2 separate regions of the Homo sapiens genome follow, and region 2 is linked to region 1. A link is a loop called in an ENCODE intact Hi-C map of the cell type or tissue named here. Cell type or tissue: prostate gland. All regions are shown on one strand.

The links. Peaks named below come from ENCODE experiments on the same cell type or tissue, not always from the same donor. Only the 100,000 strongest peaks of a DNase experiment are listed, where the experiment ranks them.
Region 2: it touches region 1 in a loop (2.8-fold over the local background); 8 of 110 quality-filtered maps call a loop at or near these places.

Annotation. Positions count from the first base shown.
Region 1 is chrX:69,283,862-69,288,861 of GRCh38, reverse strand. No RefSeq gene overlaps it. Among named protein-coding and RNA genes, the nearest start is that of LINC00269, 110 kb to the right of the region's middle. RefSeq lists an enhancer at 1,883-2,864. In prostate gland, a CTCF peak has its summit at 2,675 (motif pointing right); DNase peaks (open chromatin) are centred at 2,741 and 3,371; H3K4me3 peaks cover 431 bases; H3K27ac peaks cover 629 bases.
Region 2 is chrX:69,131,764-69,136,763 of GRCh38, reverse strand. It overlaps LOC107985646 (a long non-coding RNA gene), which reads right to left. Exons shown (of 3, transcript XR_001755985.2): 3 at 688-789. Among named protein-coding and RNA genes, the nearest start is that of PJA1, 31 kb to the left of the region's middle. In prostate gland, a CTCF peak has its summit at 2,575; no DNase peak of the experiment used is centred here.

The sequences.
Region 1 (5,000 bases):
TTGGGGACCAGCTGACCTCCAAGGTTCCTTTCAGCTGGAAAAACTGGTTCCAAGGGACACAGGAGTGAAGAGATGAACTAACTGCCAGACAGGACCTTCAACAAACCGAAAGAGAGCCTCCCAGTCTCAGAGCTGTGGTCCAGCCACTGGGACACTTGCTGAGATCCCATCTAAGATTTAGGGTCAGAGCTGGCAAGCAGAGATACCAAAGGACACCAGTCTAGGGAAGGACAAACAGTGAGGTTCAGGCCTGGCAGTGAAGAAACCTCAACTGAGCCACAATTTGCTGTGTGATCTTAGGTAAGTCTTTTTCAGTCTGTGAGCTTAGATTGACCTATTTGTATTCATAATGGGTAGCAGGGAGCTGAGGAGTGAAATTTGAACCTGATCAATTCTTTCTTTTCTTTTCTTTCTCTCTCTCTTTCTTTCTTTTCTTTTCTTTTTTTCTTTCTTTTTTTTTTTTTTTGAGACAGAGTCTGCTCTGTTGCCCAGGCTAGAGTGCAGTGGCGCTATCTCGGCTCACTGCAAGCTCCGCCTCCCGGGTTCATGCCATTCTCCTGACTCAGCCTCCCGAGTAGCTGGGACCACAGGTGCCCGCCACCATGCCCGGCTAATTTTTTCTATTTTTAGTAGAAACGGGGTTTCACCATGTTAGCCAGGATGGTCTTGATTTCCTGACCTTGTGATCCGCCCGCCTCGGCCTCCCAAAGTGCTGGGATTACAGGCATGAGCCACCACGCTCAGCTGTTCTTTCTTTCTTTTCTTTCTCTCTTTTTTTTTTTTTTTTTTGACAGGGTCTCACTCCTGTCCCAGACGGGAGTGCAGTGGGTGATCACAGCTCACTGCAGCCTCCACCTCCTGGGCCCAGGTGATCCTCCCACCTCAGCCTCCTGAGCAGCTGGGACCACAGGCATGCACCACCACACTCGGCTAATTTTTTTGTATTTTTTGTAGAGATAGGGTTTCACCATGTTGCCCAGGCTGGTCTCCAACTCTGGCCCCAAGCAATCCAACTGCCTCGGCCTCCCAAAGTGCTGGCATTACAGGCGTGAGCCACCGTGCCCGGCCCTGATCAATTCTTTTAAGTCTTTAAGTATAAGGGTCTTAGAGCATTCCAGGATTCCTCAGACTGTATGCTCTGGGACGGGATTTCCTGGGGGTTAAAAATAGAAATAAAACAAAATTACGGACTAGGTACCAGGGAATGTTCTAAGTGCTTTTTACAAATGTTAACTCATGTAATCCTCACAACAGCTCAGTGATGTGAATACTATTACCCCCATTTTGCAGATGAGGAAATTGAGGCAGAGAAAAAATAACTGACAGACTCAAGCACCTAACTGACTCAAACCAAAGACACTCTTTGCCTTCTTTCTGGTTCATTTCCCTAGCTGGGTGACCCTGCCTCCTCCACCCCACACCTTTCAGGGCTTCGTTCTCCTTCATGGCTTTCTCAGCACTGGGCAAGGTATCTCCTGCCTGAGACAGGCTGCCTCCTTGAGGTGCCCTTCACCTCCCTGTGCTTCCTCCCCTCCCTCCCCTCCTCTCTGGGGGAGCTGAGCCAGGCTCAGGTTTCTCCATTTCCAGGCTGAGTCTCCTGCCTTGAGCTGGGCTCACTGAAGAGAAGAGATCTTGCTGACCTTGCACTTTCCATCCACTCTGGGGCTCTGGGCTTTGAATGGACACATAAGGAGTTCTGCACCCCCTGTCATGGTGAGGGACTGAGGAGGGCGGCTGGCCTCTTGCCCTGGACCTCTGGCGTGGAAGAAGTTACCCCAGTCCCACTGAGCGGGCCTGAGTTTGAAACCCACAGGCGTCTCTGTGCAGATCTGGGGCAGAAGTATTGCTGAGGGCACTGGAGGAGGAGTTGGGGCCAAGGGCTGGGTGGGATGTCCACCTGATTATAGTTGCAAACCCCTTCTCCACACGACAATGGAGTACTTACTAATTCTCCCTTGCGTTGGACTAGTTTCTTCCTCAAGCTCTCTCTTTTGGAATGATAGAGTTAGAGTGTTAGAGATAGAGATAGAGTGTAGAGGGCTGGATAGACCCTTAGAAATCATTGAGGCCAAGTCTTTTGCTTCCAGATGGGGAGCCTGAGGCCCAGAGAGGGCAAAGACATGCTCAAAGTTGCACAGCAAGACAGCCATGGAAGCAAGTTGGAACCCAGGGTTCTTGACTCTTCCCGGTAAGTGTCTTATCCAGCTCAGTTCCACCCCTCACTGTGGACAAGAACCTCTACACTCCGCCGCACACACACACGCACACACAAACACAGGCTGTGCGCTATGGCCTAGGGAAGCAGGCCCTTGGGAGTGAAGTGGGAGGCACCCAGAGGCTGATGAGAGGCAGAGGCCAGGATAAGGACGGAAACTGTGCCGCTGGGGTGAGCGTGGCATTCGGAGGCGTGGATGTGCGCTGGTTTTTTTGTGCCTTAGAGCCTCCAGCCCATGCCTTGTGAGCCACCCTTGCAAGGGTGGGAGAGGCCAACGAGAAACGCCCAGGCTCACTATTGAGGTCTTTACTGATGCTTGAAGGGTTTGGAGGCCTCCAGCAAAGTCACTGACCCACCCCCTGGATTTTCGTCGCACTCGTACCCTTCAGGTGTCCAAAGGTCCACCCCGTGCACCCTTTCCCCCAGTTTTCTAGACCGCCGCTGCGGCCGGGTGAGCCAAGGGCCATGGCCACAAGGGGGCACTGGCGCTCCATGGCTCCAATGGGCGTGGAGGCGCGCACTTTCTGCCGGCGTTGGCGGGGGGGGTGCGGGGGCAGCAGGAGTTTGCATTCGGCTCCCCCACTCCTGGCACCCTCCCCATTTCCTCTTGGAAGCCTCCCTAATCCTCTTATGCCGAGGGTCACATCCCTGGGCCCGGGGACGAGGTGTTTCATTTTCAATTCGCCCCCACTGCCCCTGGGGGAGGTCCGTGAAACGTGGGGAGGGGAGTCCCCTGGGCTGAAGCCCTCTTCCCTGCCCCTCTGCCCACCCCTTTCCCTTGCTCTTGTCTTCAGCTTGTCCCTTTTTTGGGTGTATCTCTCCTACCTGCCCTCCCTCCACTCCCCGCCTGGTCAGCCTTCTCCCTTCTCAGAGCCCACGTTCCATCTCCTCTCCTCGGACCTTTCCCCTCCTTTCTTCCTTATCAGCTTTCAGCTTTCACTCCCCGCTTCTCTCTCCCCCCTCCTGCTCCTCTCCCCTTGTCCTCCTCTCTTCTCCCTTCTCTTCTCTCCCCTCCTCCTTCCCCCTTCTCCATTCTCTTCTGCTTTCCCTCTCCTTTCCCTCTGCCCTGGCTCGGGCGGCCTCTCCCTGGAGGAGTCGGGATGTTAGGGTGGAGTGGGCCTTGGCCCTGCCTCTTCCCAGGGCTGTGGGCTCGCTCCCAGGTTTTGCGGGTTGAGACAGGGAGTGAGGGAGGGAACATCCAGCGCTGCTGGAATCTGGGAGTGGAGGCAGCTGTGGGTCAGAAACCCTCCAGTCCTCTTAGCAAGTGCAGCCTTTTCTGGAGGGGAGGGAGATTGAGAATCCAGAGACCTGGGGCCTGATCCCAGCTCCGGCTCTGACCTCTGGCCCTGGCCGTGTGACCTTTCCCATCCTCTCCCTGGGCTTCAGTTTGCCCCTGAAGACAATGGAGAGGTAGATATCTGAGGACTCTCCCAGTCCGTCCTCTATTTTTTTCATTTTTCAGTGGTGACTGTCAATCCCAGGAGGCCTGAGCATGGCTTCTCCCAGATTCACCCTCTGTCCCCATGGCCCCCTTTAAAATGCTAGGGGCCACTGGTGTGACAGAGAGGAGTCTGTCTGTGTCTGTGAGTTGCACTGGAAGAGGGACTGGGGTTGGGTGTGGGCCCTGATGTCAGCATGTTGGGGAATCTGTCTGGCATAGTTGCTCCCTGACTCTGAGGATCTGGGCAGCTCTTGGTGCCTGGAATTGTAGAATGTCAGTGCTGGAAGAGGTCTGGGGCAGAGATAAGTCAAACACCAATATATGGGACCACTGTGGTCCTCACTCCACCCTCCAGCTCTACCCCAGGGTACACACCCAAGGGCCATTGCCTGCCTTTCACCTCTTAGCTTCCAAAAGAACTTAGCCCCTTGTGGGATGAATCAGGAAACTGCGGTCCAGAGAGGGGCAAAGACTTGCCCAGGTACATGCAGCAAGGTGGTGGCGAGCTGAGACCAGGCCCCGAGGCTCGCGCCTCCCAGCTGTGAGCATGCTGGGGATATAAGAACGCAGGTGAGGTGGTGTTGCCACCTGGCACGTGCTTTGGGGGATTGGTGATGTGAAGGAAGTTGTATGTGTGCATGACAGAACTGGGGGCAGGATGGGAGGTGGGAGTCGTTAGGGATGATTGCCTGTTCCCCAGCTCTTGTTCTGGGCACACACCCATCCTCGGAGGAGGCAGCTCTGGAGCTGCCAGTGGTCCTTGTTGCAGCTGGAGGGTAGCACCCCCACCTGACAGTGTGATTTATCACATTCTCCCTTTCTCCCCTCAGCCCCCAACCTTCCTGTAGACCCCAGAGAGGGCCCAGCCTGACTTAGAGGCAATTCACCTGTTTTTGATTTGAGACTCAGGTGGACTTTTCTTTCTTCTCATCAAAGAAGTGGTGAGGGGAAGTCAGAGCCCCATCCATCACCTCAGCCTCTCAGCAGCCTTGGGGAGGGGGAGCAGATGGGCAGGGGAAAGACCCAGGGATCTTGCAGCCTCCTTAATTCCCAAAGGGAGCCTCCCAGACAGCCAGGCAGGGCATTACTGGCCCAGATATTTAGGTCTTGGCTACAAATGCTCAGGAGAAACTGCCTAAGAGGTCCTTCATTGGTGCTCTGGATCTCTGGAGGTCCTAGGGCCAATTTTTGTTTTCTAATCCCTGATACCTAGGCAGGTGAGGGTGGGGCCTGGGAGGGGCTTGGGCCCCAAACAAAAATAGAACAAATATTTAGTGCCTGGAGAAAGAGGGAAGGGGATGCAGGAGGGAATTCATTTTGTTTTCATCACCTGTTCTGGGCCAG
Region 2 (5,000 bases), 150 kb after region 1:
AGGCGCCTGGGAAAATGCACCGTGACTCCAGGAAGCCTGTTGTAAATGGAGCCAGAACAGGAACTTCAGGCAGCATTGTCGGCCCTCCACCGCCTGGGCCTGGACCCCAGGTGTTGGCCCCCAACTCTGCCCTACCCGGTCCTCCTGCTGCTGCTGAGCCCACGTAGCCAAGCCCCTACCGCCCACAGCCGTGGGGGCCAGAGTTAGGTGTGTGAACGGTGGATCTATTCCTTAACGGCCACCTCTGGCCTCCCAAGAAGGGAGAGGGATAGCAGGTAATGTTTTCTGAGCTCTCCGAGCCCAACAAAGCCCTTTGCAAGGACTCTGGACAGTTCTGGCTGAATCTGGGGGACAGCCTAGGGCATCTTGGCTGAAGACTGGCTTGCACACAGTTATCCTTACAAGCAGGGCCCCAGCTCAGGAGGGGTCATTTTATGCCTTTAGGAAGCTGAATGAAAGGAACCCCATTAATCTGTTCAAACTGGCCTCAACTAATGTCTTTGTTCACGAAGGGGATGTGATGCCCTGGGAGAAGAGGGACACTATTTCATGCCTCTCGGGCCTTTGTCTGATAATAACAATGCTCACCAACACTCAGAGCATGTACCCTTTGCCAGAAGCATTTGACATGTAGTCACTTATTTAATCCCAACCGTACGTGTGCTGAAGAAACCAAGGCACAGAGAAGTGAAGTGACTTGCTGAGGGTCACATAGCTAGTAGATAAAGCTGGGCTTAGAACCCAGGTGGTATGGCTCCAGAGTCTTCATCACTGGCTCTGCCATCTAATCTGTGAGAACAATAATAATGACTCTATTAGTGCCAGCTCCTGTGTCAGCCATTTTACACACATACTCGCATGTGGCCGTTCACAACGATTCTGTCAGGTAGACTTCATTGTCTCCATCCTACAAATGAGGCAGCAAAAACTTGGAGGGTTTATGTGACTTTCTTAAGGCCCTACAGTTGGTAAGGGGCAGAGATGGCATTTCAAAACCCAGCTCTGCCTAATTCTTGACAGGCAGGCTTTCCTTGAACACCTTTGCCACTGTTTCAAACAAGCTTTCCACGAGTTAAGCTGCAGTGTGGTATCTGTTGGGTGCTTAGGACAGACCAGGCATTTGTTTCATTTTACGTATATCATCTCTTTTGAGACTTACGCCTACCATGTGAGGGTGGGGGTGTTATTCCATTTGCAGATGGGAACCCTGAGTCTGAGAGACCTTCTCTCTCGCCTGTCCTCTCTCTAGGTTGGGCCACACCCAGCATTCACATCCCTTTTCTTTGGGGGAATAACTTCCCCAGCCACAGTCTCAGAATCCTCAGGCTTCCTGCTGGAAGGAAGGGGCTTGCTGCAGACTTTATGCATTGACTAAATGTTGGAGTCCCAGCTCTGCCACTTCTGGGTGACTTGCGGCAGTTCACTGCCCTGTCTGGGGCATGACTACCACATCCCAGGTGCGTGAGGCTGATCAAATGATGAGATGAGATGCAAAAACATTTTGTAAACTCTGGAGAACTATATAAAGGTGAGCAGGGGCTCTGAGATGAAGGTTTCCATCTCTAGCATTCTGGCATGACCTCATTGCACACGTGTCCAACACACGCATTGGCATCAACATTGAAACACACATACCAGCACCAGTAGGCTTCAGGCAGATGGGTGGGAAGGGAGGGGATTGTCCTTGCTCCTGAGTTGTCTCTCCTCTAGGCAGAGCATCCACTAGTTCTTTAATCTTTCCTTCTAGGACAAGATTTCAAGACTCCCCTCCCCCAAGGAGTTAGATAAAGTAGAAAGATCGTGGGGTTCGGAATCCTGCAGATCTGGGTTTAAACCCACGTTTTGCTAATTTCTAGCTGTGCGATCTTGGAAAATTGCCTTTACCTCTCTGAGCCTCAATTTCTTCATCTGCAGAATGGACATGATAATATTGTAGTACTGATCTCAGGCTAGTCTGAGGCCCATATGAAAAGTCATGGGCTAGGTGCCAGAGATGCAAATATGGGTAGACTTCAGTCCTGGATATCAAGTAGCAAGGGAGAAAGGTCAAGCAGCAGGCAGATGGTCTCAAGTGTTGTGATAGAAGTTAGCCAGGGCTCTAGAGTCCCAGAAGGAGCCAGAAGAGGAGCACGTAGTCTCAGAGGAGGGTGTGGCTTCACAGATACGGTATTGTCCGCACTGGTTCTTAAAGGGGAATAATAAATAGTGGTTAACACTCTACAGTGCTTCATGTGTGTCAGGCACTGTTGTAAGTGCTTTACATGCATGATCTAATTTATTCCCTTGTAAGAGAAATACAACCTTAAGGGGTAAAAACAGTCTTCACCCCCATTTTACAGATAGGGAAACTGAGGCCCAGAGAGGATAAGTGACTTTCCTGGTTAGGCAGTCAGGGCCCTGAGCCCACACTCTCAACCACTCCACCAAGCTGCCTGTGTGAGTAGAAGCTTGCCAGCAGAAGAGTAAGGTGAGACTATAGAGCATAGCATGAAAGCACAATCCCTTCCAGGGCTGGGAGGTGGGATAGGTGAGCAGGGGCCGGATCTCAAGGGCCTGTGCGCCAGGCTCAGGAACTTAGACTCTCCTCTGGGGGCAGTGGGGAGTCACTGGCAGATTTGAATTGGAGAATTACATGCTCAGATTTGTCTGCAGGAAAGGTCTAAGTGGCTGTAGTGTGGAGGCTGGTCCGAGGAGGACGCACTCTGGTGGCAGAGAAATGATAAAGGCCTGGATTCCGGCCGTGTTTGTAGGGATGGAATGCTTGGGATGGATTCCAGAGCTATTAAGGAGGTAAAATTGGCAGGTCACAGTAACTAATTAGATGTGAGGAGCAAGGGAGAGGGAGGAGCAAAGGTTTCTAGCCAGGAACTTGGGTGGATGGTAGGGTTACCCCTGGAGAAATAAAGCTGAAATGAAGTGTGGTGTGGGTCTGGAGCAATGAGGTGTGGTCTGGGAGTATAAATTCTGTTTGGGGCAAGGTGGGTTTGAAGTGTCTTTGATGATGACCACTGGGTAAATGTCTGTACTAGCTGATGCTTGGGGGAGTAGCCCAGGCTGAGGTTACATGGAATTTACTTGCTGAGAGGAGGTGGTGGAAGCCGCAGGAGGGGCTGAGAGAGCCAGGGAGAGCATCCGTAGGGGAGGTGACCCGACATTTAAGGGGCATACTGGAGAATAGGGGCCTGGGAAAGAGACTGAGAAAGAATGGTCAAAGAAGCCGGAGGAGAACTAGGAAAGCCATGTCTGAGTAGACAGTAGAGGATTAGGGAGTCGCAATTGTCACATAGCAGGAAGTAGTCACAAATATCAAATGTGACTGAGAGGTTCCACGAGCTAAGTCCGCTGATTCTTGTAATTAGGTTTTTGAGGTCCTGGGTGACAGCTGAAGTAGGGATGGGAAGCTGGGAAGCTGTCAGCAGTGGTCTGAGGTGTGGAGGACAGGTGGGGAAGTGGGGACAGCCCAATAAGGACCCTGGAAAAGGAGATATGGAACATTAACTAGGGAGAGACACAGGATCAAGGGGGGAGCCAAGAGCAGCCGACGGGAAAGTTAGTCCCTTCCCTCCTGGCCATTTTGCTCCCTGCCTCTCCCTGCCATACCCCCAGACTTGGGTCTCTGCCCTGGGCGTGCTGGGGTTTGTCAGTGCCTTTCAAGGTGCTGGCCCCTCCACCTCTCTTCAGGCTCCCTCAAGTCTCACAGCAGAAACCTCCCTTTGCTTGTCTCTGGAATGAGCCCCTAGGAGAGCTGATGAGACAGCAATTAGACCAGTTGCAACGGCCGTGCGTTCACATCTCTGTGCCAGGGCAGGCCTGCTGGGACCCTGCCAAACTCTTCTGAGCCAGCCCCATAGCCTGGTCTCCCTCCTATGTGACCCCCATGGCCACCATCTACCGAGGGACCTCCAAAGGCATAGAGGCTGGGGAATGGCCTCATTAACATCTCTGGCCTCTGTCAGATATGGCTATCTATGCATTTAGGATCCAGGTACAACCCTACAAGCCCTGGGGCTGGGCCAGTGCCCACCAGTTTTAGGGCAGCTGAGTGAAACAGAAAGGGCAGGGGCAGACTTCCCTTCCATGCCCCTGCCCTTCATGCCTGTGTGACTCAAGATGTTGCCCCTTTATCAGGCTCCCATGTCTCCCCTTTCCACAAAGCCTCTAGAGGATTCCAGCCTTCTAGAAAGAAATCTGCCTTTGTGTGATGGGTTCGTTGTTTTGGGCCAGCAGCATCTGCCTGTTGTGCCCTGTGGCTGTTGGGACCTATTTTTCCAGAGGCTTTTTAGCCTCAGTAGGAAGGCTTCATAGCCCTGGGAGTCATCCATCTCACATCACTACCCCCAACCTTAGTATACTTGTCTTTCCTGTTTCCAGCTTGCAGTCAGTGGATGGCAGCCCCCTGGCTTTGCCCTCACCATCTCAAAATTGATATATCCTAGAACTATCATAAATGTTCATTTATCCTAACAGTTTTTGATTGAATGAAGGCCACAAATACCTCGGTAGACTCCGCATTGAAAAGACCATCTGCCCCTCTCCCCAGCCCCCCACACCTCACCCCTTCCACAAACATCTCAGTGATTTGTTCTGCGTTGGGCCCCAGAGAAACAGAAATGCATCAGAGATCACTCCCACCCTCTCCGAGCTCACCATCTGGTGGGAGGCACAGACATGTCCACAAAGCATTCAAATGTCTTATTTGGGTGTCCTGCTGGGATATTGTTCAGAGTGCAGGGAGGGAGGGAAGGCAAAAGAGGCAGCCACTGCATCGTACTGAGGGGTGTTGGGAGACTTGAAAGGTAAACAGGTGTTTGGAAGGTGGACAAGGAGGCAGAGGATGCAGTTTGGGAAGAGACTCAGTGGCATACAATGGCCTGGTAATTTTGAAGGCTGTGGGTTGGGCTCTGGGGGCACTGCTCATAGTACAGATGGAGACACTGAGGTATGGAAAGGATGTACTTGTGAGGTGATGGTACAAAAGGAGGGGAAAGCTGTGTGAGTCA